Linked DNA regions of Homo sapiens: region 2 is linked to region 1. The links are chromatin loops, found by intact Hi-C in ENCODE. Cell type or tissue: CD14-positive monocyte. All regions are shown on one strand. Links, peaks and the distances in the headings refer to the core of each region. The heading gives the core; the rest is flanking DNA.

Region 1 (15,393 bases), core at 4,810-7,309:
GTTCATGAAAAGATGTCATTATTATTAACTTGTTTTAGAAGAGTCATGCTTCAGTGACCTTCATAATTGTATTCATTAATCTCCCAAATATATATTACAGATTTTCTCAAATAATACAAAATATATTTTTGGTATAATCATTATTGAAATATAATATTAAAAAAAAGTTCCAGCCTGACCAACATGATGAAATTCCATCTCTATTAAATAAAAATAAAAAAATTAGTCAGGCATGCTGGTGTGTGCCTGTAGTCCCATCTACTCTGGAGGCTGAGGCATGAGAATCACTTGAACCTTGGACATAGAGGTTACAATGAGCCAAGCTTGCGCCACTGCACTCCAGCCTGGGCGACAGAGCAAGACTCTGCCTCAAAAAAAAGAAAAAAAAGAAAAAATTAAGACATCATTTGAAAAGTTAGTAGGAAAGCCACAGAGTAGGAGAAATATTTGTAATAGGTATATTTGACAAAAGACATATCTAAAATACATAAAAAACTATTAAAAATCAATGAGAAGAAGATAAGCCAATTCGTAAGTGTGCAAAAGACTTAAACAGAAACATCATAAAAAAGGATATCCAAATGACCAAATAAGCACATAAAAAGATAATAAGTCACTACTTATCAGGGAAACGCACATTAAAAACACAATATCACTGTATACCCACCTGGGTGGCTAAAGTTTAAAAGATTAACAAGACCATGATATACCTCAATTAAAAACAAACAAGAAAATCTCAAATTGCCTAATAGGTTAGATCACCACCCTACTCAAAATTCTTCAATGATTTTACATTGCTTTCAGGATGATATTAAACCCTTCAAAGTGACATTCAAACACTTCGGGATGGCACATAGCATCTGAGAGTGTATGTAATATCACAGCTGCCCCACGGCACAGGATGCTATGTGCCATACTGAAGATTCCAGCACCTAGAGTCTTGAGGTATATTGCGGTCTTGTCAGATTCTGCCCAATCCTATTCCTAACTTCCCCAAGCTTGCCATGCTATTGCCATGTTTGAGCCCATGCTGCTTTCTGTGAACAAAGCTATCTTGCCAACTCATACTTATCCTTCAAGATCAAACTCCTTCTCCATAAAGCCTTCCATGAGTTACACATAACTAAACTGTTGTTCACAAGAGGAAGAGTCGTCTACGAGTCGCTGACTCTCCGGGATCTGCCCTACTTTCACAAAGACATGCCCCATTTATGAACACACGAAGCACAGTGTGCCATATTTTGGGTACCTTGACCTGGGGAGAATGTTGTAAATGGATTTGTTTTGTTTCTTCTGGGCTTAGAAATGTAAACTGTTTGCTGTTCTCTACTGCCCTCTGTTGAAACAAAAGTGGACAGTGTACATCTCTTCTGCAGGACAAAGGAATCCAGTTTACAAGGAAATGAAAGAGAGATCTGAGTGGTTTAATGCAACAAACAGCCAACTAATGGTCTAGGGGAGTGAGATTAAGAGTCCAGAGCAGGCCGGGCACAGTGGCTCACGCCTGTAATCCCAGCACTTTGGGAGGCCGAGGCGGGCGGATCACGAGGTCAGGAGATCGAGACCATCCCGGCTAAAACGGTGAAACCCCGTCTCTACTAAAAATACAAAAAATTAGCCGGGCGTAGTGGCGGGCGCCTGTAGTCCCAGCTACTTGGGAGGCTGAGGCAGGAGAATGGCGTGAACCCGGGAGGCGGAGCTTGCAGTGAGCCGAGATCCCGCCACTGCACTCCAGCCTGGGCGACAGAGGGAGACTCCGTCTCAAAAAAAAAAAAAAAAAAAAAAAAGAGTCCAGAGCAAGGAGAACCCGGGGCTGCACTTACCTTAAGCCACTTGGTCTGCTCTTCTGATTGAATGTCTCTTGACCTCAGCATGACTTCAGACAGTGGTACTCAGAAAGAAAGGCTTGATTCATTCATCCGCACTCTGGCTTTAGACCCTTAGTGAGGAGGGTGGCATTTGAAGTTGTAGTAGAAAACTAGGAGTTAGATTCTAACGCCTACGGTCTGCAACGCAAATGCGTTGGAACCTCCCCATCAGGCCTGTTTTGCCCTTTAACTGTATCAAGTGCATGTGTCTCCAGCAAGGGTAAAATTCAGTAGGGTGGGAACTTGGTCCTAAGCAAACATGCTGAAGGATGCTGGAAAATGGTCCTGGGGAAGGTTGAAGCCATCCTCCTTAGTAGCAAGTAAATACTTGACAAGAACATTTGAAGAACTGTGAATGAGGCTCTAACCAATTCAAACTTGCCTCCTTGTCACTGGAAATAGACCTGCTGCAAGGTATCAGCAAATAAGGAGTCATCTCTTTGGCTTCCAGTTAATTTTCTAAAAGCACAATTCAGCTCCAGTCTGTGTCTCTAGCTCTAGCCCAGATTTCTCCTTCCAGTTACCCAGCTGATATTGACCACTCCCCTGCTATGTCCACAGGCACCTCAAACGCAGAATATCCAAACCTGAACTTACCATCTCTCCACAACCCCTTCCAGCTAAGCTTCTTTCCATCATATTCCCCACCTCAGGGAATGGCACCTCCTAAGGCAGGAATCTGGATATCATTGTGATTCCCACATTCTCTTTCATAACCCACATCCAATTGTGCCAGTTCTCCTTGCTAAATATCTCAACCCCACCACCATTACCTTAGCCTGAGGCTATCTTCATCTGCCACCATGACTACCGCAAGAGACCAACTCATCTTTCTGCTCCCAGTCTTACTCCTCCAGCCTATTTACAAGCAGCAACCAGAGTAATTTTGTTAAAGTACAAATTATATTATGTCACTTTCCTGCTTCAAATAATTCAGTGGCTCCCCACACCCTCACGACAAAACCCAAACTCCTTAATGTGTTCTGTAAAGCACTGTGATACCAAAACCCATTTACTCCACTGCAGCTCCATCACACTGTCCTACTCTCCTCATACTCAGAATACAACAAACTCTGCTCTAGGGGAGACTCTTTGATCTCAGTATAGACATTTTCTACGCTAGAGGCCTGTTCTGGCATCCTACGATTGAAAGGTTCAAGAATATTTAGCCATTTCTATCTTTAAGGTGCTTCTGCCTTGATTTTAAGTACTAATCAGAAAGGAAAGATACATGGAAAAAAGTCAGCAATGTAAAATAAATGGTTTAAGCATTTCACATTTTTATGTCACTTATTTTATGTCTCTTTTTGTTGGGTTCTAAGGAGAGTTGTAAAGAGAGTCAAAAAGCAGGGAGCTAAAAGGCATTAGTAAGCCCCTCGAGCCAGGCAAGTTGTTAAGCAGACAGCTCCTCTCAGAATACAAGCAAATCTGTTTCATAAGGATCATAGAGTGAAACACACGAATCAAGCTATGGATACACCAGAGGATAATAGAATTGAATCTTGAGTAAATTCTCTGAAGGAAAAGAGACCAGGCGTGGTGGCTCATGCCTGTAATCCTAGCACTTCGGGAGGCGGAGGCAGGCGGATTACATGAGGTCAGAAGTTCGAGACCAGCTGGCCAACATGGTGAAACCCCGTCCCTACTGAAAATACAAAAATTAGCCGAACGTGCTCACTTGAACCCAGGAAGTGAGGCAAAGGTTGCAGCGAGCGGAGATCATGCCACTGCACTCCAGCCTGGGCAACAGAGTGAGACTCTGTCTCAAAAAAAAAAAAAAAAAAAAAACAAAAAAAGAAAGAAAGAAAAGAAAACACCTTCATAAAACTTTTAAATTTCGGAATGATACAAAACTAAAACCAACCAAAAACAAACTACTAACTGCAAACTGGAAAAAAAATGTGTAAAAATTCATGTCTCCCTGCAAAGGGGTATTTTTATTATATAAGAAATTAATGAGAAGAACATAGAGTTTTGATAAATAGGCAAAGGCAGGGATATCAATAGAGAAACCCAAAAACATTTAGTTAAACAAAAAATAAATATCCAAGAGGGCCAGACATGGTGCTAAGTGCTTTCCATCTAATAGCAATATGAAAGAGGAAATGCAACTGGTTGACAGACACATGGTAAATGTTGATTCCACACTAGTAATCAAATAAATGCAAATAAAAATTATGAGACCCCATTTCTCAGCTATGAAATTGCCCACAATTAAGAAAAAAGAACGTGATTAAATGAACTTGCATATATTTCTGAATAGGGTAGAAATTAAAACAATTGTTTTGGAAAGAGATTTGGAAAAACTATCAAAACCTTGGAAATTCATGTACTTTTGACATTGTAATTTTGCTTCTGGGAAAATGACCTTTGGAAATATCCCAAAATATACAAAAGCACTGTTACTCTTTGCAGAGCTACTGAATGATAATGAAAATTAGAAACAACCTAAAATATCCAAAATCATGCTTCAAGTAAATTGCTCTGCTGCTACATCAGCTGGAGTCTCCCTGAGCACTGAGAGAGAGGGGTATGAATGAATCAGTTAGGTGGCTTTCTGAAGCAAGTACAGAAAATTCTGCTCAAATGGCTTAAATAACAATAAATGTTTTACTATCTCACATATTAAGTTTCTTGAAGTTAGGGCAGCTCCAGAGCTGTTTAATCTACAATAATGTCATCAGTAACCCAGATTCTTCCCTCTCTTTGCTTTGCTACTCTCAGCATGTCAGCCAGTCTTCTCTGGAAGCAAGTTGGCTGCCGTAGTAGCTCCCAGCATCACATCTTTAAGCATCACCATGTCCAAAGACTGAGAAAGAACTCGTTACTTCCTGTGTCCCAGAATCCCTCTAGCAGATTATCCCTGAGGATTAATTGTCCAGAACTGTATCATATGCTTAGTCCTAAGCATGGCAAGACAATAGAACACCATAATTGGCTTAGAGCGGCAGTTCTCAAAGTGTGGTCCTTGTGCCAAGATCAGCATTACCTGGAAACTTGTTAGAAATGCACATTCTCAAGCCCCACCAGAATCAGAAACTCGGAGGGTAGAGTAGAGCTCACCAAGTTGTGTTTTTAACAAGCCCTCCAAATGGCTCTGATGTAGCTCAAATTTGAGAACCACTGGTTTAGACTAACTGAAAGTTCACACACTGAGGCTGGAAAAGGTCTAGGCTTCTCTACAGCTCATGACCACAACATTGCTAAACGAAATCAAGTTCCGTTAGCAAAGAAGAAGGGAAGAAATGGCTGTGCAGTAGGCAACTGCCCATACAGGATAAAGTTCCTGTTTTGGTGGCCAAAATGACCCAAATCTTTTTAAAAAAAAAGAAAGTCAAAGTAATACCATTTCTTCCTTTCCACACACCCTCAAATACATTTTTTAAGCATTTCTCCTCCCATTTAACGTGAAATGTGAAAGATGTTGAGTGGAGTTTGCAGTTGTTCGAGACCAGCTGGCCAACATGGTGAAACAACATGGTGTTTATGTATATGTGGAATCATTATAAAAAAGGAAGTTGCAGAATAATATGCATTATGTACTATGCTAACAATAACAACAAAAATGAAGAAAATATAAATACATATAGGTGGATGTGTGCTTATATGAATATAAGTGTATGGGGAAAGTTCTGGAAAGATATACTACAAGCTTCTAAGGGGTTACCTCTGAGGAAGGGAGTGAAATTGGGGGAGGGAGTCATTAAATCTCACTGTTACTTTTATTTTATTTACGTCCGAATTGTTTCACTTATTTGCAACAAGAACATATATAGATCACGCGTGTATTTTCAAACCAAAAAGTGCTTAAAGCCACAATAACAAAATATTGGCGAAAGGGACAAGGACTGAGTCTCTAGGGATGGTTCTGAGCTCTGCTCATACTCCCAATGATGTTGCCAACCTTTCTCTCTTCTCCAGTGGGATGGCACGGATAAAAACAGAACAACACAAAACAGTATTTCCACTTCTTTTTCAAAAACTTTTTCAAAAACTAAGTTTTCTTTTTGGTGTTACCTTGTATTGTTCTGGTAGATTCTGAAGATTTTGCACATGAGCAGAAGCATGAATTTAGTTTTTATAATTAACTTTTAACTCTTAGAAGTATAACTTGCTAGCTCTGCTAGAAAATCCTTTTGGCTCCCAAAAGCTGCCTTCATTAGGATTTTTAGAAGACAAAGGCTACTACATTCTGCAATATCTAGAAATTACCACTGGAAGGCAACATTCAGAATTAGAGAATATTTAAGATGGAAAGAGTTAGATATAATCTAGCCCGATTACCTCACTTTGCTATGAGGAAACAAGTTCAGGGAAGAGAAGTGGCTTGACAACTGACCCCTGTCAGACCGAAACCAAAACTGAGATTTCCTTCCTCCTTGGCCAGTATCCTTCCCATAACACATCGCCATCACTCTCTTTTTGAAACTTTAAAAACTTGCAAGTCTGGGAGGCATCTAAGCATGTTCTGATGTGAGATAGCACAAGGCAGGGCATTTAAAACTCACTCTTGGCTATAGCATAAAATTTTAGAAAGTTCTTGTATGTCAACAGGTCATATTATTTTAATAACCACAGCCAAAGAAAACAGGTGCAGCTTAAGGTCATCCCACAAAATCTGCTTCAATCCCATGTGCTTTTTTTCCCTTGTTGTCTGTCTATCTCTTCCTGGTTTTGTGAAAGTGTTCTCTCCTTGTCCCATGACTGCCTTTGTATGATGTATCTCGAGGTGTGTCTGTTTCCAGACCTCTCAGTAGATGCCTTGCTCTTCATGCATTTTCTATCTATTTTTAAGACACCATATTTGAAAACCTGGGTGTCTCTCTCAGTTTTTTGTGGGTTTTTGTTTTGTTTTGTTTTTTACTGTCCCAGTAACTGTGTCTTTCTGAGTTTTCTCTCACTGGTTTTCCTCTAAGTCCCATCCCATTTTGTGTCTTTATGTCTCTAACTCTGCCTGTTCTCCTCCCTTTTCTTTTATATTGACAGTTTCCTTTCCTATTTCTTTTCTTCACTTTACTAGACACATAATGGTGAATATTTTGTTTTGTTTTGTTTTGAGACGGGGTATCGCTCTGTTGCCCAGGCTGGAGTGCAGTTGCACGATCACAGTTCACTGCAACCTCCACTTCCCAGGCTCAAGTGATCCTCCCGCCTCAGCCTCCCAAGTAGCTGGGACCACAGGCATGTAGCCCCAGGCCTGGCTTATTTTGAATTTTTTTAAGAGATGGGGTTTTGCCAGGTTGCCCAGACTGGTGTTGAACTCCTGGCCTCAAGCAATGCTCCTGCCTCAGCCTCCCAATGTGCTGGGATTACAGGTATGAGCCACCATGCTGGGACCATGAATATTTTTTATTAAATAATTTTGATATCTATTGTATTTAAAGCTCAGAGCTTACTATATTTTGTTATTAATATTAAAATAAGCAAGTAGAAGCCAGGCAGTAGTGCTGGCTACTCAGGAGGCTGAGGCAGAAGGACTGCTTGAGTCCAGGAGTTTTTTAATCCAGCCTGGCTGACACAGTGAGACCTCATCTCTAAAAAAGAAAGCAAGCAGAATATTTTCTTAAAAGGCAATTATATTCCTTCTTGGCCAGGCCCAGTGGCTCACACCTGTAATCCCAGCACTTTGGGAGGCCGAGATGGGTGGATCACCTGAGGTCAGGAGTTCGAGACCAGCCTGGCCAACATGGCGAAAACCCGTGTCTACTAAAAATACAAAAATTAGCTGGGCATGGGGGCATATGCCTGTAATCCCAGCTACTTGGGAGGCTGAGACAGGAGAATCGCTTGTACCCGGGAGGCAGAGATTGCAGTGAGCCGAGATCATGCCACTGCACTCCAGCCTTGGCGACAGAGTGAGGCTTTGTCTAAAAAAAAAAAGGTATTTTTTGCCTCTCTGTTGGTACCAATTGTTAAATTCTTTGTGGACCACTGATGCTTACCAAAAAAAAAAAAAAAAAAAGTGGGGGCATCATATTTCCTCTAGTTGACATTAAGACACAGTAATTTAGCCAGAGGAGATCTTAGCAAACATACAGTCCACACTCCACTTTCTCATTTCATGATTGTAGAGACTGAGATCTAGACAATTTAATCGGTGGTCACCCTGGGTGACATAGCTAGGTCTAGAGCTCCTGGTCTCCAGGTCAGCATTTCTTTCTTCTTCATTAAATGTCAAGTTTCCTCCCCTGTTCATTATTAGCTCCTTCCAGAAAGAGAGTTTCTTATCTTTTTAGTAGGTACTCAGTAAATACCAAGGTATTCACTAGGATGCCTTTGGATGAAGGTAACAAGCCCTGACTTAAATTGGCTTAAACAGCAGGGAAATTTACTTGAAATTGTAAGAAATCTGGGTTGGTTGCGTTAGAAGCTCAGTGATGTCACCAAGACCATATTCTATCCCTCCACTCTGTCCTCCTTGGCTATTTGGCATTGACCTCAGACTGGCTGCCTTCAAAATCTTAGGTTTTGCCAGCAGAACCTAGGACAAAATGAGCCCTTGTTCATGTACAGTGGGAGAGAGAGATCATCTCTCCCAAACATGGCACTCCCCTCTACCAGATTGGCCCTATTTAGGACAAAGTTCCGTCTTCTCCCACTTAACCAATAAAAGCCAGGGGAATGCTACACCCTGAGTGGCTTAGATCAGTCAAGATCCACCTCTGCATATGAGGGTGATTCCTGAATAGAATCAAGGTTATATTAGAAGGGAGGGAGAGGGATGGATATCAGGCTAGTACATCATATTCTATTTGTTGAGTTAACTGAGTCATAGCAATTGTTGAGTTGGAAAAAACTCAGAACCTACTGTGGATTCAAGTTCAAGAAATCATTCTTTCCTACATACAACAGCATTGCTCTGTAGCCCTGAGCTAAGAGAGCATCACGAAATACAGTCTTCTTGCTGTTTATAATCGTAAGCAAACTCTTGGACCTGGGAGGGGATGAATGGATAATGTCTGTCTGACTTGCTTCTTTCTAGTTAGTACCAACTACCTCCCTTCTTCCTGTGATTGTTCTTAGAATAGGATAAAAAATCTTCCCTTCCCTAGATCTTACAGTCTCCCCTTCCCCCAGGCCTTTCTATTTTTCAGGATTTTACTCTAATCACACCACCGAAGAATCAAGAAATCTTTAAAGTGTATTAGAGTAGCTAGTTGTGGCAGCACTAAAACACGGCTGCAAATTCTTTGACACTCTCTCCATCAAGAAATGAGGCCTACATCCTCTACCCTTGAATCTGGGTGGGCTTATAACTTCTGGTGATTAGACTACAGCAGAAAGAGAAGCTGTATAGCTTCCTAAATGTTATAAAGTCTTAAGGATAGCTGCCAGCAAGACCTTAGGACAAAATGAGCCCTTGTTCACGTCCAGTGGGAGAGAGAGAGAGAGACCCTCTCTCCCAAATATGGCAATCCTCTCTACCTATAACATTTACATAAATGTTATAGGTTAAACGTTCCACAACAAACTAAGTACTATTTAACATCAAGAGGAAAAAGAGACAGGAGAAAGGGTTAATAAGCCTGTTGATGAGGATCTAAGAAGAACAAAGGAGGCCTGGTTTGGGCCTGGCTACCCGTTGGTCTTGCAAAGAAGAGTCTGAGGTGGCAGAGCCTTCAGTGGCAGATGCCAAATTATCATCATGAGTGACTGCAAGACAGTGTCAGCTAAGATAGCCATTTCAAGCTGCTGAAGGCCTTCTCTTTTAGTCGTGGAGTCCTGTGATAAGAACTGAAAGTTGGAAGAGTGTGCTTGTCTGTGGCCTTATTTGGTCGGATGCAGTCTTTATCATTTTTAATTTGTTTCTTAGAACATTTTATCTTGTTGGCCAAATGCCCTACGAAATATAAAATGGAGTCTTTTTCTAAGATGGAGTTAGTTATGTCAAGGGTCCTTTATACAGTCTTCATCCTTTTTCCTGGCATACAACTCCTAAAATCCTTAGAATCTCCAAAGTGATGTCTTTTGGTGTGCTAATGAGGTAACTGATGGCTGGCAGCTCTTAGGTAGCTTCATAACAGGGGCTGGGCACAAGAAAGATCATGGCAAGGTCAGAGGATTGGGGCTTTCAGCTCCACCCTCCAAACTCCCTCTGGGAAGTGGAGAGGGGCTGAAGGTTGAATTGATCACCAATAGCCAATGACTTAATTAATCATTCCTAAGTAATAAAGCTCCCATAAAAACCCAAAAGGACAGGGTTTGGAGATCCTCCAGAGAGCCGAACACAGAGAGGTTCTTGGAGGGTAGTGCACCAGAGGGCATGGAAGCTCCAAGCCCCTTCCCACAGGTCTTGCCCTATGTACTCTTTACTTGTGTCCTTTGTAATATTCTTTATCACAAACTGATAAATGTAAATGTTTCCCTGAGTACTGAGAGCCACTCTAGCAAATTAATTGAACCCAAGATGCAGGTGGTGGGAACCCCCATTTATAACTGGTTGGTCAAAAGCACAGGTAAAACAACCTGGGGCTTCATCCTGGAGTATCAGAAGTGTCTTGTGAGACTGAGCCCTTCACTTGTGTCACCTGATGCTATTTCCAGTTAGATAGTGTTGGAATTCAATTGAATTTGAGCAGAAGTCCCAATCCCCAGACCTGTAGTTGTCAGTGACCTCTTAGGAACTGGGCTGCACAGCAGGAAGTGAGGGGCAGGTGGGGAGCAAAGCTTTATCTGTATTTACAGTAGATCCCCATGGCTCACATCACCGCCTGAGCTCCTCCTCCTATCAGATCAGCTGTGGCATTAAATTATCACAGGAGCATGAACCCTATTGTGAAGTACGCATGCAAGGGATCTAGGTTGCATTCTCCTTATGAGAATCTAATGCCTGATGACCTGGCATTGTCTCCCATCACCCTAGATGGGACTGTCTAGTTGCAAGAAAACAAGCTCGGGGCTCCCCCTGATTCTACATTATGGTAAGTTGTATAATTACTTCATTAAATATTACACTGTAATAATAATAGAAATGAAGTGCACAATAAATGTAATGCACTTGAATCATCCTGAAACCATCCCCCACCCCCCTACCCCTGTCCGAGGAAAAATTGTCTTCCATGAAGCCAATCCCTGGTGCCAAAAATTTTGGAGACCACTGGATTAGAAGACACCCAGTTGGTGCCCACTGCTGAATTGCTTGCTTGCTTGCTTGCTTGCTTGCCAGTGGAGAGAAATCCCCACATATCTGTTGTCAGAAATGTGTTGTGAGAGCATAGTGGGAGGAACTGAGTTTGTTTTTTCTACAGTTACAGCAATAGGTAACTGGAATTCAACTGCTGGACTATACCAAAGACTGCCAGGCCAGCCTACCTTTCTCACAGCCTTCTTGACTACCTGTCTTGGATGAGCTCACTGAAAGCCCACATACCTTCATTCTAGCATTTCCTCAGTCTGGTTGAGCTGCTTTGGAGGTAATACAGGTTGTAGGACTTCCCTCCACTCCTGCTCAGGACCGTTTTCAGCAGGCTAATCAGACAGCAGTTGGCACTGAGTACAACTGGAGAAATGTTATCAGCACTGAAGACTGCTCCAGCTACAAATGCACAGCGACCCACCTCAGCTGGACCTTTGGCATTGCTTGGCAATCCTTACAACTGTTTGGAATTCTTGGTAATTCTTGTACATACAAACAGTCGGCTCCTTCTCCCATGCACCACAATGGCCATTCTCAACTCTGGTGTTCTCAAACCCCCACCACAACTGTTACCCACTCTTTCTCGACAAGTGTCTTTGACTCCTCCTTAACCAAGAAAATCAGGACCAGCAGATGTGGATGGTCACTCAACATCTGAAAATGGATTTGCATATGTACCCCCTCAGCTCCTGCCTTCAGCTCAGAGCGAGAGGTAATCCGTATCCAGTTCACAGCCAACTCCCTGTCCATGTCCCATTCCCATCTCCTCAGGACCCACACTTGCTTCTCTAGGTGTTCCGTCCCTGTTAGGCATCCAACTTCTCCCACCCTGCTGGCTTCTTCCCAAAGACCTATAACCAAGCTCGTATCTTTCACTTAAAAGAAAACAAAAACTCCCATTCTCTTGTAACTACCTTTGCAGAATTGTGTCTGAAACAGTGAGAGAGATCTAACTTAATTGACTCCATCTTGCTTCTAACCTCCAAGCTGTCTTTCCTCATTCTTGGGCATAGGCTGAACTAACTTTGGGAGAAACTTAGTTTATAGTTTGTGGTTTAAAGCAAAGATGATAACAGCCCTTTCCCAGGGCAGACCTCCTTTTTTTCTGAAGACTAGATTGTCTTTGTAGGACTAACATTAGCCACAAGATTGGAAATTATGGTTTAGGAATCATGCAGGTGGAGGCTACAAGATTCTGACCCTTCCTAAGCACTGATCCTAAGATCGGTGCTTGAGATATTTTGCAGACCCTGCACTTGATGGATCACCTGGCAACACCCAGATCAATAAACTGGCTCATCTGATCTTGTGGTGCCCACCCAGGAACTGACTCAGAACAAGAAGACAGCTTCAACTTCCTGTGATTTCATCCCTGACCAATCAACACTCCTGGCTCACTGGCTTCCCCTCCACCAACCAAGTTGTCCTTAAAAACTCTGCTCCCCGAATGCTCTGGAAGACTGATTTGAGTAATAATAAAACTCCAGTCTCTGGCTCAGTCAGCTCTGCATGAATTACTCTTTCTCTATTGCAATTCCCCTGTCTTGATGAATCAGCTCTGTCTAGTTACCATCCTCCACTTCTCCTTTCTTATTGTGTCACTTAGGGCTCTGGGTTATAAACAACTTTATCAGAATCCAGATCTTTTAAGTAGAGGAAAAAGATTTATTGGATGGAAACTAGAGGAGGTGAGCCCATCCCACTGCTGTGATGACTGGGACCCAACCATCTCCCTCTCCTAGAAGTGAATCTCCCTTATGAGTAAACAAGTGTCACTTATTCAGGATTCATCTCAGAAGAGACTCTAATGGGCCAAACCTCAGTTATATGCCTGTCCTCTGTCTGCCTGTATCAGTTAGCTAGCACTTTTATAACAAAGTACCACAGACTGGGTGGCTTAAACAACAAAAATGTATTTTCTTACAGTTCTTGAGGCTGCAAGTCCAAGATCAAGGTGTTGACAGGGTTGGTTTCTTTTAATTTTTTTTTTAAAAATTTTATTTTAGATTTAGGGGTATGCGTGCAGGTTTGCTACATAGGTAAACTCCTATCACGGGGGTTTGTTGCACACATTATTTCATCACCCATGTACTAAGCCTAGTTACTCAATAGTTATTTTTTCCGATCCTCTCCCTCTTCCTACCCTCCACCCTCAAGTAGGCCCCAGTGTGTCTGTTGTTCTTCCTTTGAGTCCATAGGGTTGGTTTCTTCTGAGGCCTCTCTCCTTGGCTTGTAGGTGTCCATCTTCTCCCTGTATGGGTCTGTGTCCCAACTAACAAGGACATCAGTCATATTGGACTAGAGCCCACCTAATGATTTTATTTTAACTTAATTACCTCTTTAAAGGCTCTATATCCACATATAGTCACATCCTGAGGTATAGGGGGTTCCACATGTGGACTTCAACATATGAACTGGGAGAGACAAAATTTAGTCCTTAATAGTGCCCCAAAGTGGGGAAAAGGAAGATCTGGACCCTCGGGTTTCCATAGTAGAAAGCAATCACTGCTTTCTATTAAGTACTCACAGTGGGGCTTCTCCAGAAAGAATGATATGCTAATAAGAAGGGGAGGAGGAAGTGATCCTGGACAGCCAGATGATATGTGCACTATTCCTTCATAATGGAGATTCTGAAGAGGAGAAGCACTTGACTAAACACTTTTTCATTCCTACTCCGTCTTCAACCAAAAGCTGTCAAACTTCTGTTTCTCAGCCCCAGCCCCTGAAATTGCTCAGGAAAAGGTCATTAATAGTTCCTTGATTGCCATATTTCAATCAAACTCTTGTTTGAATTCTTTTCTACAACATTAATACTGTTACTGTTGACTACTCCTTCCTTGAAGATCTGTTCCCACTAAACTTCCTTGTTCCCTCCTCTTCAGCCCCTCCTATACAAACTCCTTTGTCAGCTATTTTTCCTGTGCACGCTTCAAAAATGTTTGCATGTCAAGTTTCTGTCATTGACTCTCTCCTCTTCTCCTCTCCCTCTCAATCCCTCCTTCCTTTCCCTCACTGTTTCCCTTTAATTCTCTCTCAATACTCTTACAGTTTCAGAGATCTTATCCTTACTTTATCTTAACCTAGGATCTCTGGATGGATTCAAATAGAGCTTCTTAAATTAAAGGAAACATAATGTGTATATTTGCATCCTTTCTTGGGAGAAGGCCCAAAGGTTTTTATCAGAGGTTTGAAACCTCAACCGTGTTGGTGCCTCCTAAATTGTGTCTTTTGTCAAGACCTGTCTTCTGAGTTCCAGGGCCATGTGTCTCACTGCCTACTGGAAATCTTCACCTGAAACCTTCACAGCTACCTCAAACTCAATAACATCAAAAGCTGAAATCATTGTCTCTCCCTCCCAAAGCCTGCTCATCTTCCCATTTTTCTTTTGTCCATGAAAGCTACTGCCATCCTCCTTATCACCCAAATTAGAAATCCGAGCATCACCCAGACCTCTCCCCCTTCATCACCCCTCAGCCAATCACTCACCAAGTCTTGTCCATCCTTCCTTCCTAACTTCTCTCCTGGATGCTTCCATTGCATATCCACTTTTTAAACAGAGTGGCTCTTGTCTCAACTAGACTGTTGAAATAATCTTCCAACTTTTCCCTCCACCTTCCATCTCTCTCCCCTCTAACTCATTCCTTGGACTGCTGTCAGAGTACTTTTCATAAAATATAAAACAGATCTTGTGATTCCCCAGTCTAAAGCCTTTTTATTAGTTCCCATTACCTTTTAGAATAAAATATGTACTGTTCATCCTGACACACAAAACTCTTCGTGATAAATACTAATTGAGTGCCTAGTATGTGCCTGCCCTTGTGCTAAATGTTGAGGGTACAGGGGTAAACAAGGTGAACAGCTTCCCTGCTCTCCAAGACCTTTCAGTCCACAAATGCAATGAGTTTACAGAGGAGAAGCACAAGCTCCTAAAGGAGTTGGGGTGGGGTTGGGGGTCAGAACCTAATTTAGAAAATTGAGGAAGGTCTCAACCTCCCATCTTGCATTTACAATAGTAATCAGCAGGTGTGGTACCAAATATGGAACCAACAATTTTATCTGCATTATCTCATTTAAGCCATGAGTGCCATTATTGTTAGCCTCACTTTACAGATAAGGAAACTGAGGGCTAGAAGGTTAAATAAGTGGCAGAGTTGGGATTTCCTCCAGATTCCTGTGAGACCCAGACATCTTAATCCTTTTGGAACCTGTGCTTCTCCTTTGTAGTACTCACTACACTTGTGGAACTACATCCAACTACACTTGTGGAACTACAGCCAGCTCTGCAAACATGACAGTCTACTTCACTCCAAGTCTTTGCTCATGCTGCTCCTCTTGCCTGGAATGCCTATTTCTCTCAAAAATCTTCCTGCTGAATATTTTGCGATCTAA
Region 2 (15,393 bases), core at 4,719-7,218, 93 kb before region 1:
TCTTTCTTTCTTTTTTTTTTTTTGTATTTTTAGTAGAACTGAGGTTTTGCCATGTTGGACAGCCTGGTCTTGAACTCCTGACCTCAAGTGATCCACCCACCTTGGCCTCACAAAGCGCTGGGATTACAGGCATGAGCCAACACACCTGGCCATCTACGGAGATTTTTAATCTTTTCTCTGTAGCTATCTGCTTAGGATCCAAAGGAAAGTCAGTATCTTGCACGACTCAGCTTTCAGTTTAATTTGTTTTTTCTTTTGGCACAGTGTATTGGAATCCTGAGTTTTTATTTTCCTTTCACATTATTACTATGGAGGAGGCACTAGACTCACATTATTTCTAATTTTCAACAATCCCAGAAGATAAGTATTATCACCCTCATTTGCACATGAAGAACTTAGATTCAGAGAAGTTAAAATGATTTGTCCAAAGCTACATGGTTAATAAGTGGTGGAGTCAGAATATGAAACCAAGTCTGCCTGACGCTAAAGACTTAGGTTTTCTACAACACTAAATGAGCTTCACAAACAGTATGCAGGGACCACCTACATGCCTTGTATGAGTAACCAGCACACAGAACTAATGAGTGGCTCTCAGGCCTAGGAATAGCCAGGTAGGGCCAGTTGCCCCTGGCTGTAAGCAGCCTCATTTGTTTATAACTTTACTTGTGTGGTTTTCTCTGTGCCACGATTTAAAAATGATCAGGAAGTCCTACACAGTGCACATGCTACTTCCCTGAATTGTCTCAGGATCCAAATACCACTACTAGACATTTGACTGAGACAAAAGAACCAGACAATGTCTTTTAGATGACTTATTAAAGGAGATAGACACAGAATCAGGTAGGGCATTTCCAAGGACACTAAATCAAAACAGAAATGAGTCTCTTTTTCCCATCACGGCTGGGAAAGGGAAAGCACAAAATACAAGGAGATATTTCTAAAACAAAATGGTTAAAATAGAGGGGCACACTATTTATTAAAACTGAAATATGTCAGTCAGAAAGGAAAATTCTTGGGCGGGGCCCAGTGGCTCACACCTGTAATCCCAGCACTGTGGGAGGCCTAGGTGGGCAGATCACTTGAAGTCAGGAGTTCAAGAGCAGCCTGGCCAACATGGTGAAACCCTGTCTCTATAAAAAATAAAAATTAGCTGGGCGTGGTGGCGCATGCCTTTAGTCCCAGCTAATTGGGAGGCTGAGGCACGAGAATCGCTTGAACCCGGGAGGCAGAAGTCGCAGTGAGCTGAGATCATGTCACTGCACTCTAGCCTGGGCAACAGAGCAAGACTTTTCTCTAAGGAAGAAAAGAAAGGAGAATTCTTTGAAAGGGACGATTTTATATAAAATGTGTATTCTGGTAAGGGGAAAAGTATGAATAACTCAAAAATCATGAGAACCCATAATGAAGATGCTTGGAGACAGACCCAGATCAAGAGCCTCATCTTGTCTCTTATCAGCTGTGCAGTCTTGGATATCTTATTTATCCTTTTTTTTTTCTTTTGACAGAGTCTTGCTCTGTCACCCAGGATGGAGTGCAGTGGCACGATCTCAGCTCACTGCAACCTCCACCTCCTGGGTTCAAGCGATTCTCCAGCCTCTGCCTCCCGAGTAGCTGGGATTACAGGCATGTGCCACCACGCCCAGCTAATTTTGTATTTTTAGTAGAAACGGGGTTTCACCATGTTGGCCAGGCTGGCCTTGAACTCCTGACCTCAAGTGATCTGCCCACCTCGGCCTCCCAGAGCGCTGGGATTACAGGTGTGAGCCACCGTGCCTGGCCTATTCATGCTTTGTAAGCTCTGTTGTCTCATCTGTGAAATGGAGATTACATTAGTACTCACCTTATAACATGAAGATTAAATGAGAAAATCCATAAATAATGCTAAACACAGAACCTGCCATATAAATTTAGTCTTAATCATTATTATCATTAAAAGGCTAGAAGAATCTAGTCTCTGCTTCCAGTTGGGACTAGTGTTTATAGACCCACTTTGGGAAGGCAGATTAATGTTATAAACTCAAATGGTTCCAATTTTACATACTCTCAGATTCCAGCCTCTTGATTCAGAATGTACTCCTTTCTTTTTGTTCTGCTTGGTTGAATTTTGTTTCTCTTCCTCTTAATATCCTGACCACAGGCTCAGTGAATCCCTGTGGTTGTTTTTATCAATCCTCTCTACAGTTTCCTCCTTATAGCCACTTCCCCACAAGCTGAGACAGCCAGGCACTACAGTCAGCTGCCAACCCCAAAGGAGAGGGAAGCCTGGCAGAGAAGGCAAGCACCAGGAAAACAAACAAAAAGGATGATTGACTGATGGAGGCTCTGGTTGGAGAGGCCTCAGCCAGGTCTAAGCATCAGCCACACCTCCTCAGGGAATTCAGGTCTTTGTGTTAAAGCATCATCATCTCTAACAACCCATTAGAAATGCAAATACCCGGCCAAGAGTGGTGGCTCACACCTGTAATCCCAGCACTTTGGGAGGCCAAAGTGGGTGGATCACTTCAGCCAGGGAGGAGGGAGAGAGTAACATTTCTAAGTTTTATGGCTTGCTTTGGGGAAGAGGGATTTTGGTTTCTATGACTTGCTTCAGGGGAGAAGGAAGGGTAAAGGACAGAAGGGCAAGAGAATGTCAGAGAGACCTTGCTTCTGAGGTCTTCCAATCTCCCTTAGTTCAAAGCACTCAGCAGGCCAAAGTGCCATATATTGGGGTATTGTTTCTGTGCCCCAGCTGGCAACACTGGGTAAAATTGGAAATTAGTCAATGCTTATCATCATTAGGAACATGGTGGTTAGAACCAGGAAGAACTTGTAAAAAGTATCCAATTATTGGTGAAAGAACAGACAAATAGATTAATGGAACAGAATAGGGAGCCCCCAAATAGGCTCACATGAATAGAGTCAACTGATCTTTCACAAAGAAGCAAATGCAAAGCAACTGAGAAAAGTCATTAAAGACCCTCGTTTCAGAGGAGTACTGCCCCACACCCAGGAGGAAGGAATGGTACACAGGCCAAGAAGAATCTAAACACACAGGCCTTGCTAAGTTTTCCCCATCAGTCTGTTAGCATCAGACTCTACCCTTTATCCAGTCACATTTCTACAGGGCTAGGCATTCCTCATTGAACCTAAGCATAAAAACAGAGTCTTCCCTGAGTCTTTGGGTCTTCATTTCAGAAGGCTCCTGCATCATGTAAAATTTTGATAAAATAAAATAAAACTTTGACAAACTTTTCTCTTGCTAACTCATCTTTTGTTATAGGAGTGTCAGCTATGACGCTCATGATGGGCAAGGAAAGTTATCACAACTTTCCACCTCTATGAAGCTCCAGATTCTACTCTCTCTTCAATGATGATTTTCAGTATGAGGGTGCCCAGTCTGCCACAACCTGTCAGGGACAGAAGAGAGTTGAGATCTTAGGTAACCCCTGGGCAGGCTCATCTCTGGGGCAACACACAGAAGGGTGAGGACAAAGAGATAGCTTACTGTAAGTGCCACCCTAAAAAGGTGCTAGCCAGGAAGGAAGATGTAAGCCATCCCCTGGAGAGAAAGCAGAAGGGTCGAGAACCGGAAATGTCCATTAATCAGGTATCCAAAGAAGAAGGACTGATGTGTGAGGAGTCAGAAGCAGAAGGGAGGGTGCCGGGTCCAGGGCCAGTTTGAAACAAATCGTGTCAGCCAGGCATGGTGGCTCACGCCTGTAATCCCAACACTTTGGGAGGCTGAGGCAGCCAGATCACTTGAAGTCAGGAGTTCGAGACCAGTCTGACCAGCATAGTAAAACCCCATCTCTACTAAAAATGTAAAAATTAGCCAGCTGTGGTGTCACACACCTGTAATCGCAGCTACTTGGGAGGCTGAGGCAGGAGAATTGCTTGAACCCAGGAGGTGGAGGTTGCAGTGAGCCAAGATCATGCCACTGCACTCCAGCCTGGGCAGCAAAGCAAGACTCTGTCAAAAAAGAAAAAAGAAAAAAGAAAAAAGAAACAAATCTTGCCACCATCAAGTTCCCATCATCCATTTCTCTTTGTGCATTTATTGGCAGATTGTTAAGGCAGGACAGATCCTAAAAGTGATTGGAATGTAAATAAAGGAGATCTCTGCCTCTACTAAATAAATACACAATAAAAATTAAAAGGAGATCTCCTCTGACCAAGGTATTTCAGTAAAGTTGCAAATATGAAGGTAAGTATTGCTGCTGGTTGAGTAGTCTTATGGAAAAGCCCTTCAATCGGGTCGCGGTTTATCGTTCTAGAAACTGGGAAAAGTATTTTGTACGAGAGGACAGTGGAGGTTCCTGCTCAGCATCTGTTCTTTCCTGTGGCCTCCAGTCTCAGTAGAGACCCTAGGAGAAGAGTTTACTGTGACTGGAGCAGAAGAGCAGGCTGCAGTTAACTTGGTCCCTGGCAGAATTACAGAAGTAAAATGAGGTCTTCAGGAATCACTGGAGGGAAATGATACTGAGAGTGGCAATAGCAACAAATTCTGAGCAGGAAAGCAATAACTCATGGGGATCAACTAGTGACTGATTTACTCAACCCATATGCAGTGCTCTAACCCAATGTTGACTCTGCTAGGTAAGAAAGATGGGGTGGGGATGGATGGGAGGAAGAAATGAAGAAATGAGAAGAACAGTGGTCTCTGTCCTGAGGAACCCTCATTACAATGGGAAAGATAGGATACATGCAGGAGACAGATATAAAAACAATACAAACCTATCCTGTGCTTCACCTGAATTAGAGCAGAAAGTCGTAGAATTAAAAATTGAGGCTGGGCACGACGCCTGATGCCTGTAATCCCAGCACTTTGGGAGGCCGAGGCAGGTGGATCACCTCAGCTCAGGAGTTTGAGACCAGCCTGGCCAACATGGTGAAACCCCATCTCTACTAAAAATACAAAAAATTAGCCAGGGGTTGTGGCACGTGCCTGTAATCCCAACTATTTGGAAGGCTGAGACAGGAGAATTGCTTGAACCCGGGAGGTGGAGGTTGTAGTGAGCCGAGATCACGCCATTGCACTCCTGCCTGGGTGACAGAGTAAGCGACTCAGTCTCAAAATAAATAAATAAATAAATAAATAAAAATTGAGGAAAAGTGTGAGTGTTAGAAGAAACAATTGATTATAGAGCCAAAATATCTAATCAGAAAGATTGTGATTTCAGACATATCTGCATAATCTCTCTTCTTTACCTCCTCCCCCTGTAGCCCACTATCACCCTGCATTGACAGCCAAGAGCTGAGAGCCCCCGGAGCTGATCAGATTTCACTAGCAATCACAGCACACAACTTGGATGAGTGGCAATATGCTTTCCTCTAGAATGTGAAGGTGGAAGGCCCAAGAATCGAGCTTGGAGTGATAGTCCTGGCAGTAGGTCTCCCCTACTTGGCCTCCCATAGGCTTTTCCAACCACCCAGCATGATCGGTCCCTGTCCCCTGTCCAACAGCTGAGAATATGGTCAGAAAAGAGCCCTCCAATTTGAAGGGTAGTTCTGAATATTAAGGTACTTCTGAATAGTAAGAAGTAATAACATAAATATATGAAGAATATAGTAGCTCAGAGAAACAGGCTTGCACCATGAAGGGTTAGGACAGTCATAAAATGGAAATCATGTTTATATGAGAAACAACATAGCCTCAAGGGAAACAAAAGCCAGTATCAGGCTTTGGTGAAAACTTAGAACAAGGAGAGATTGTAAACTAACCAGAGGTGTGAAGAGCAAATAGCAGAGCCTACCTACATAGCACAACTCCTGCCTGCATGGCCATCAGGACACAGTCAGTGCCGACCTCAAGGACACTTTTGATGATAACTTTTAAAACATACCATTTTACTTTCTGCTTTTTAGATTATCAAGTCATGTGAGAAACAGATAACTTCATCTAATTTCTGTGCTTAAATTCATTATGCCCTGCCATTCTGGTGATTTTTCATTTTGGACTTGGCCATTTTGATTTGTGGTATAAAAACAGCTGTGAAAACCAGCCTCATTAAAATGTTTTCATTAGAAACACCCCCCAAAAAAACCTGTATTAATTAGAAACACCTGAAAAAAAACAGATAATACACAAAGTGATAACTTTTCTTGAACCCATCAGAGTGCTGAGGTAGTGAGGCAACCAAATACCCTGAAATCTAAGAAAAGACAGGTGTTTCTAAAGAGGGCTAGGATATGAGCACAGGCTCACCTGTAAGACAGCGTGGAAGGAAGGCAGGGCTACCATTCAAATGGGTTAGAAGAATTCAGCTAAAATTTTTAATAAATCGCTGAAAGCCAGATGTGGCCAAGAACTGAGAGCTCATGATACAAGGGCCATTCCTACGCATTTGAAGCATCTTCATGGGCCTCCACCAGAGCTCATGAAAAGCTTGTGGCCAGGGAATACATACCTAGGTAATGGAGCAGCCATCATTCTGGGAAAGGCATGAAGCCCACCTGAATCCTTTTTTCTAAGGAACAAATGTCTTAAATCACTGGAAGAAGGGCCCAGGGCACAGGAAAAGAGCCCATTACACCTGGAGGAAAGGAACAGGAAAAAACAACAACAACAACAACAAAAAACAAACATCTCTCTACCCTTGGGGAAGGGGCTGGAAACCATCCCGAGCCTAGATGATTACAGGTCTTCTACCATTGGGTGAGATCTAGGATCACTGAAAAAGCCCTGTCCTCAAGATCCAGGGACAGAAGGCCCGACTAAAACTGAGGCGGGACTAGAACAGCTGTCACAGCCCCACACGTTCTTCTTAGCCACTGCCCTGAAAAAATCAATAAGAACAGCGGCTATTGCAGCAAAGAAAGAGTTTAATAATCACAGGGCCAGCCATGTGAAGAGAGCAAGCAGCAATTTCTCAAACACATCTCCCTGACAATTCAGAGACTAAGGTTTTTCATGGGTACTTTGGTGGGCAGGAGGCTTGGAAACTGGAACAATCGATTGGCTGGGGATGAAATTACAGGGGTGTCTAAAGCTGTCTTCACGCAGCCAAGTCAGTTCCCAGGAGTGGGTGGATCTCAGGACCTAGTGGCGTCTCTTGGTCTACTGAAATGTTGAATCTGAAAAATACCTCGAAGACTCGTTCTTCAGGGTTCACAATAGTGATGTTATCTATAGGAGTAGTTGGGGAAGTTATAAATTTTGCAATCCCCGGTTACGTGACTCTGGTGCAGTAAGCAACATGCTACTGTAAGGACACATGGAAAGCAAGGAAGTGAGGAAGACACACTAAGCAATGGCAGGTCATTGTTTAACTGAGTCTATTCTTCAGCAAAGTTAAAGTCCCTACCGTATTTTAACCTTGTCTTATGAATGCAGTTTCAATCTTGAACAAGGAGGGAGATCAGTTTCCCTTGACTCAAAGTTTAACTATAAACGTCACTCATAGCTATTTTGACCTCCATGCTAGAATAAGAAAAAAAAAACTCGCCTGTGGGTTAGAAGCAGGATGGAGTCAGTCATGTTAGATTTCTCTCTTTATTCGTTTATTTTTTATTTTTATTTATTTATTTATTTATTTATTGAGATGGAGTCTTGCTCTGTCACCCAGGCTGGAGTGCAGTGGTGGGATCTTGGCTCACTGCAAACTCTGCCTCCCTGGTTCAAGCAATTCTCCACCTGCCTCAGCCTCCCAAGTAACTGGGATTACAGGTGCCTGCCACCATGCCCAGCTAATTTTGTATTTTTAGTAGACACTGGATTTCACCATCTTGGCCAGGCTGGTCTCGAACTTCTGACCTCAGGTGATCCACCTGCCTCAGCTTCCCAAAGTGCTGGGATTACAAACATGAGCCACCACGCCCAGCCAGATTTCTCTCCTTATTTATATATATATTCTGCAAAGGCAATTTCACAACAGATAAACCTCTGCCCTACCTCCCAGCCTAGCAAGTACTGAATAAGAAGCAAAAGTACTCTGCCACTGAAGAGAGAATCTCTGAGGTGCAGGCACATACTTTAGAAAGTCCTAAAGTTGGGGTAGTGCAGGAAAATTGAGAAAATACCATCCGGGAATACCGGTGTCTCTTGGTCTACTGAAATGCTGCCTCCACCCAAGCACAAGATAACACTAGAAGAATTTGAAGGTAACTATGGCAATAATAAAACCCGAACCCAGCTCAACTCTTGACTAGATTGGCCCACACTAAGAGCTTACCAGAATAAGAGGGGTGCTCATTTCCAATCATAAATGCAATTTACCTCAGTCCCTACTGTCCTACATATAATGTCCAGAATTCAATAAAAACAATGAGCCAACACAGAAAAGCAAGGTTTAAAAATCCTGTCAACAGACAATGCAAGCAATAGAAACTGCTAAAAGATGATTCAGATGTTGGTACTATCAAATAGGGAATTTTAAAATCAAACCATTAATTACAACCATACTTAACATGTTAAAGGCTCTAGTGGAAAAGGTAGACAACATACATAAACAGATGGGGAATTTCAGCAGAAAGATAGAAACTATATGAAGAGTCAAATGGAAATGTTAGCAAATTTTGAAACAGAGTAAAAGAGAAGAGGAATGTATTTGACAGGGTCATCAGTAGATGCCATACAGCTGAGAAAAAAAAAAATCAGTACTTTGAAAATGGGTTCATAGAAATTACCCAAACTTAAATTCAAGGAGTAAAAAAAAAGAAAATAGAACAGAACACCCAAGAACTGTGGGACAATGTAAACTGGCCTAACATATATGTAATTGAAATCCCAGAGAATAGAGAAAGAATGGGAGAGAAGAAACATTTAAAGAGAAAATGGCCAACAATTTTTCAAAAATAATGGAAGTTATTAAACCACAGATCCAAGAAGGACAAAGAAGCATAGGCAGACTAAAATACACACACACACACACACACACACACACACACACACACACACACTCCTAAACATATCATATTTAAACTGCTGAAAATCACAGATAGAGCATTATTAAAATGCCCATAGATCTTTATTTTATTTTATTTTATTTTATTTTATTTTATTTCAGTTTTTGAGATGGAGTTTCGCTCTTGTTGCCCAGGCTGGAGTGCAATGGCACAATCTCAGCTCACCACAACCTCTGCCTCCTGGGTTCAAGCAATTCTCCTGCCTCACCCTCCCAATTAGCTGGGATTACAGGCATGCGCCATCACGACTGGCTAATTTTGTGTTTTTAGTAGAGATGGGGTTTCTCCATGTTGTCAGACTGGTCTCAACTCCCGACCTCAGGTGATCCACCCCCCTCGGCCTCCCAAAGTGCCAGGATTACAGGTGTGAGCCACTGCGCCCGGCCAGATCTTTATTTTAAAAATTTTGATTGGAGAGCTAGGATGCCAGTGCCACCACTCTAGCCAGCCACAAAGGAGATAATCAGAAGTTATATTGGCGGAAATGTCAAAATATCTAAATCTTTCTCTTGGCCAACTAAACTGGCTGGAAGATTTTAAAAGAAAAGTTTTCTAAGATATGAAGATAAGCAAAAGAAGAGTACAGAGCCTAGTTTCTAATGCACGATAATACTTTGCTTCCAAAATAAACGGGAACCCAGACCTTGTTTTCTGATCTTCCCTTCAAGACCAAAACCTCAGGCCATCTCCTCATCTGCAGTTTTCCTTATCTCTCCCTTGGCAGAAGAAGTCATTTTTCTTTCTGAATCTCAAAGTTTTCTTCCCCGAGTTGTCCTAAATGTTGCATTGGGCCCTATCACTGGAAATGCCTTTTTTACTCTAAGCCCAGGGAGAACTCAGAATTCTCTCACTTCTCTAAGAAGTGATTTATGAACCCCAGGGGCACTATGCAGTCTTTTACGATGTACCCTTGCAGTTTGCAGGGCCAAAATACTCTGAAGTCATTCACCATCTGTTTCATCACGACTTACCAGGGTTCCCCTCCTGGTGTCCCTCTGATGACTCCCCTTACTCTCCCTGAACACTCCTCTGTCTTCACCTGTCCATTAAATATTGGTGTTTGTTCAGCTTTCTGTCCTCTACATAATTCTCTATCAATAATTTTCTAAGTGAGAAGAGACCCCCTCAAAGGGTGCATCAGAACTGGAGGGGGAAGGAGAGGTAGAGGTGTAATTTTAAAAGCCTTTTTAGCATTATAATACAATTTAATACTTGTAAACTTGACAAACTAGATATGAAAATTAAGATAAAATTAAACAAAGTATGTTTATGTTCAAAGAGGTTGAAAATGAACTTTAAAGGGCTAAGAAACGTGATCCTGCATATGTCTTACTACTTCTAAATGATTTTATCTACATTCTTGGCTTCCTCTACACCAGTGGTTCTCAACAGAGTTGGTTTTGCCCCCCGCTCCCAGGGGACATTTGCCAATGTTTGGAGACACTTTTGGCTATTACAACTGGAGAGGGCTTCCCCTGGCATCTATTGAGTGGAGGCCAAGAAAGCTGCTAAATGTCCTCCAGTGGAGAGCATAGCCCCCCACAACAAAGAATTATCTGGCCCCCTGTGTCAATAATGCTGAGAATGAGAGCCTTGCTTCACTCCCTATATGCTGATGACTCCTCAGTCTTTATCTCCGGCCAACACTTTTCTACTTAACTCTAGAAAGATACATTAATATATTTATCATATATAATATATATAATATAATGATAGCTACCTACTAGGCATTTCCACTTCAAAACTTTTTTTTGGCAGGGCACAGTGGCTCATGCCTGTAATCCCAGAACTATGGGAGGCCAAGGATGTCAGGAGTTTGAGACCAGCCTGGCCAACTTGGCAAAACCCCATCTCTACTAAAAATACAAAAATTAGCCAGGCATGGTGGCGTGTAGTCCCAGCAACTCAGGAGGCTGAAGCAGGAGAATCACTTGAACCTGAGAGATGGAGGGTGCAGTGAACAGAGATCATGCCACTGCACTCCAGCTTGGGCAACAGAGTGAGACTCTGTCTAAAAAATAAAACACACATACGCATATTTTTTTTTCTAAAACAAAATTCACTTATTTCTCCCAAATGTACTCTTCTTTCTCTAAGATCTACTAAGACAAAATCCTTCAAATTAATGTATCTACCATTCCCATCCAATCAATAAAGTTCTTGCACGTTTCTTTTCCTCTTGCCAATTACTAGCAGTAGAAAACCTTCAGGCAAGTCATTTAATTTCCCCATGCCTTGGTTTTCTCAACCATAAAATAGGAATAATAATAGTACAACGGCCTCCTAGTTATAAACAACACAAGTTTATTTCTTATAGCTCTAGAAGCTGCGAAGTGCAAGATCAAGGTGCCAGCAGACTCTTTGGTGAGAGGTCGCTCTCTGCTTCTTAGATGGTAGCTTCCGTGTCCTTTAATGGCAGAAGGGCTGAAACAAGCCTTTAACTAGTCATCCTGCCTCAGTCTTGCTCCGTTCCAATTCATCTTTCATAGGGTTTTCAAAAAGATTTATCAATTGTTCATGAAAAGATGTCATTTAGTGGTCACTTGCACCCTGCTAAACTTCTGCCACCATCACAATGAAGATGACAGCAGGGTAGAGTTGTATCATGGTGAGAAATGAACTTCCATTCTTTGTGCTGAAATGGCTCAAGAAATTTTCAGCCCTCTTCTGCAAAACTTTTCTTTTAAAGAGGTAAAAGGTAACGGATTTACCTATGGAAATTGACCTGACATTCATATTATTGGCAGTGATTTTGATAGCATGCAAAAAAGTAAAAGAGGAGTTTCATAACACTTCTACTTTCAATCCTCTTCCTTTGACACTAACTGCTTTCCTCATTAATATTACGGTTGTATCTGAGTTGGCTTATGAGCCTTCTGAAAGTGATGTGTCAGAAATTACTACTGAGATGGTGAAAAGGTATTTAGAGTTCCATTTTTTAGGTTAGAGGTTGTAATGTCTAAAAGGTTTTCTGTAGAATGCATTATTAACTTGTTTTAGAAGAGTCATGCTTCAGTGACCTTCATAACTGTATTCATTAATCTCCCAAATATACATTACAGATTTTCTCAAATAATACAAAATATATTTTTGGTATAATCATTATTGAAATATAATATTAAAAAAAGTTCCAGCCTGACAAACATGATGAAATTCCATCTCTATTAAATAAAAATTAAAAAATTAGTCAGGCATGCTGGTGTGTGCCTGTAGTCCCATCTACTCTGGAGGCTGAGGCATGAGAATCACTTGAACCTGGAACATAGAGGTTACAATGAGCCAAGCTTGCGCCACTGTACTCCAGCCTGGGCGACAGAGCAAAACTCTGCCTCAAAAAAAAGAAAGAAAAAATTAAGACATCATTTGAAAAGTTAGTAGGAAAGCCACAGAGTAGGAGGAATATTTGTAATAGGTATATTTGACAAAAGACATATCTAAAATACATAAAAAACTATTAAAAATCAATGAGAAGATAAGCTAATTCGTAAGTGTGCAAAAGCCTTAAACAGAAACATCATAAAAAAGGATATCCAAATGACCAAATAAGCACATAAAAAGATAATAAGTCACTACTTATCAGGGAAACGCACATTAAAAACACAATATCACTGTATACCCACCTGGGTGGCTAAAGTTTAAAAGATTAACAAGACCATGATATACCTCAATTAAAAACAAACAAGAAAATCTCAAATTGCCTAATAGGTTAGATCACCACCCTACTCAAAATTCTTCAATGATTTTACATTGCTTTCAGGATGATATTAAACCCTTCAAAGTGACATTCAAACACTTCGGGATGGCACATAGCATCTGAGAGTGTATGTAATATCACAGCTGCCCCACGGCACAGGATGCTATGTGCCATACTGAAGATTCCAGCACCTAGAGTCTTGAGGTATATTGCGGTCTTGTCAGATTCTGCCCAATCCTATTCTTAACTTCCCCAAGCTTGCCATGCTATTGCCATGTTTGAGCCCATGCTGCTTTCTGTGAACAAAGCTATCTTCCCAACTCATACTTATCCTTCAAGATCAAACTCCTTCTCCATAAAGCCTTCCATGAGTTACACATAGCTAAACTGTTGTTCACAAGACGAAGGGTCGTCTACGAGTCGCTGACTCTCCGGGATCTGCCCTACTTTCACAAGGACATGCCCCATTTATGAACACACGAAGCACAGTGTGCCATATTTTGGGTACCTTGACCTGAGGAGAATGTTGTAAATGGATTTGTTTTATTTCTTCTGGGCTTAGAAATGTAAACTGTTTGCTGTTCTCTACTGCCCTCTGTTGAAACAAAAGTGGACAATATACATCTCTTCTGCAGGACGAAGGAATCCAGTTTACAAGGAAATGAAAGAGAGATCTGAGTGGTTTAATGCAAGAAACAGCCAACTAATGGTCTAGGGGAGTGAAATTAAGAGTCCAGAGCAGGCCGGGCACAGTGGCTCACACCTCTAATGCTAGCACTTTAGGAGGCCGAGGCGGTGGGGGGAATCACCTGAGGTCAGGAGTTCAAGACCAGCCTGGCCAACATGGCAAAACCCTGTCCCTACTAAAAGTACAAAAATTAGACGGGCATGCTGGTGGGTGCCTGTAGTCCCAGCTACTCAGGAGGCTGAGGCAGGAGAATTGCTTGAACCCGGCAGGCGGGGGTTGCAGTGAGCCGAAATCACACTACTGCACTCCAGCCTGGGTGACAAGAGCGAGACTCAATCTCAAAAAAAAAAAAAAAAAAAAGAGTCCAGAGCAAAGAGAACCCGGGGCTGCACTTACCTTAAGCCACTTGGTCTGCTCTTCTGATTGAATGTCTCTTGACCTCAGCATGACTTCAGACAGTGGTACTCAGAAAGAAAGGCTTGATTCATTCATCCGCACTCTGGCTTTAGACCCTTAGTGAGGAGGGTGGCATTTGAAGTTGTAGTAGAAAACTAGGAGTTAGATTCTAACACCTACGGTCTGCAACGCAAATGCGTTGGAACCTCCCCATCAGGCCTGTTTTGCCCTTTAACTGTATCAAGTGCATGTGTCTCCAGCAAGGGTAAAATTCAGGAGGGTGGGAACTTGGTCCTAAGCCAAACATGCTGAAGGATGCTGGAAAATGGTCCTGGGGAAGGTTGAAGCCATCCTCCTTAGTAGCAAGTAAATACTTGACAAGAACATTTGAAGAACTGTGAATGAGGCTCTAACCAATTCAAACTTGCCTCCTTGTCACTGGAAATAGACCTGCTGCAAGGTATCAGCAAATAAGGAGTCATCTCTTTGGCTTCCAGTTAATTTTCTAAAAGCACAATTCAGCTCCAGTCTGTGTCTCTAGCTCTAGCCCAGATTTCTCCTTCCAGTTACCCAGCTGATATTGACCACTCTCCTGCTATGTCCACAGGCACCTCAAACGCAGAATATCCAAACCTGAACTTACCATCTCTCCCCAACCCCTTCCAGCTAAGCTTCTTTCCATCATATTCCCCACCTCAGGGAATGGCACCTCCTAAAGCAGGAATCTGGATATCATTGTGATTCCCACATTCTCTTTCATAACCCACATCCAATTGTGCCGGTTCTTCTTGCTAAATATCTCAACCCCACCACCATTACCTTAGCCTGAGGCTATCTTCATCTGCCACCATGACTACCGCAAGAGACCAACTCATCTTTCTGCTCCCAGTCTTACTCCTCCAGCCTATTTACAAGCAGCAACCAGAGTAATTTTGTTAAAGTACAAATTATATTATGTCACTTTCCTGCTTCAAATAATTCAGTGGCTCCCCACACCCTCACGACAAAACCCAAACTCCTTAATGTGTTCTGTAAAGCACTGTGATACCAAAAACCATTTACTCCACTGCAGCTTCATCACACTGTCCTACTCTCCTCATACTCAGAATACAACAAACTCTGCTCTAGGGGAGACTCTTTGATCTCAGTATAGACATTTTCTACGCTAGAGGCCTGTTCTGGCATCCTACGATTGAAAGGTTCAAGAATATTTAGCCATTTCTATCTTTAAGGTGCTTCTGCCTTGATTTTAAGTACTAATCAGAAAGGAAAGATACATGGAAAAAAGTCAGCAATGTAAAATAAATGGTTTAAGCACTTCACATTTTTATGTCACTTATTTTATATCTCTTTTTGTTGGGTTCTAAGGAGAGTTGTAAAGAGAGTCAAAAAGCAGGGAGCTAAAAGGCATTAGTAAGCCCCTCGAGCCAGGCAAGTTGTTAAGCAGACAGCTCCTCTCAGAATACAAGCAAATCTGTTTCATAAGGATCATAGAGTGAAACACATGAATCAAGCTATGGATACACAAGAGGATAATAGAATTGAATCTTGAGTAAATTCTCTGAAGGAAGAAAGATTTCTAAGCTTAGGAAAAAATAGAGGAAAAAAAAAAAAAGAAGGAAAGAAAAGAGACCAGGCGTGATGGCTCATGCCTGTAATCCTAGCACTTTGGGAGGCCGAGGCAGGTGGATCACATGAGGTCAGAAGTTCGAGACCAGCTGGCCAACACGGT

What was found. A loop is a pair of places that touch in the nucleus more often than their neighbours do. Peaks named below come from ENCODE experiments on the same cell type or tissue, not always from the same donor. Only the 100,000 strongest peaks of a DNase experiment are listed, where the experiment ranks them.
Region 2: it touches region 1 in a loop (15-fold over the local background); 12 of 110 quality-filtered maps call a loop at or near these places.

The regions. Positions count from the first base shown.
Region 1 is chr1:161,552,301-161,567,693 of GRCh38, reverse strand. No RefSeq gene overlaps it. Among named protein-coding and RNA genes, the nearest start is that of FCGR3A, 10 kb to the right of the region's middle. In CD14-positive monocyte, for the core only: CTCF peaks have their summits at 5,825 and 6,093; DNase peaks (open chromatin) are centred at 4,954 and 6,203; H3K4me3 peaks cover 1,766 bases; H3K27ac peaks cover 2,098 bases.
Region 2 is chr1:161,645,530-161,660,922 of GRCh38, reverse strand. It overlaps a transcript of FCGR2B not described here. Among named protein-coding and RNA genes, the nearest start is that of FCGR2B, 9.9 kb to the left of the region's middle. RefSeq lists a silencer at 13,429-13,488. In CD14-positive monocyte, for the core only: no CTCF peak of the experiment used is centred there; no DNase peak of the experiment used is centred there; H3K27me3 peaks cover 527 bases.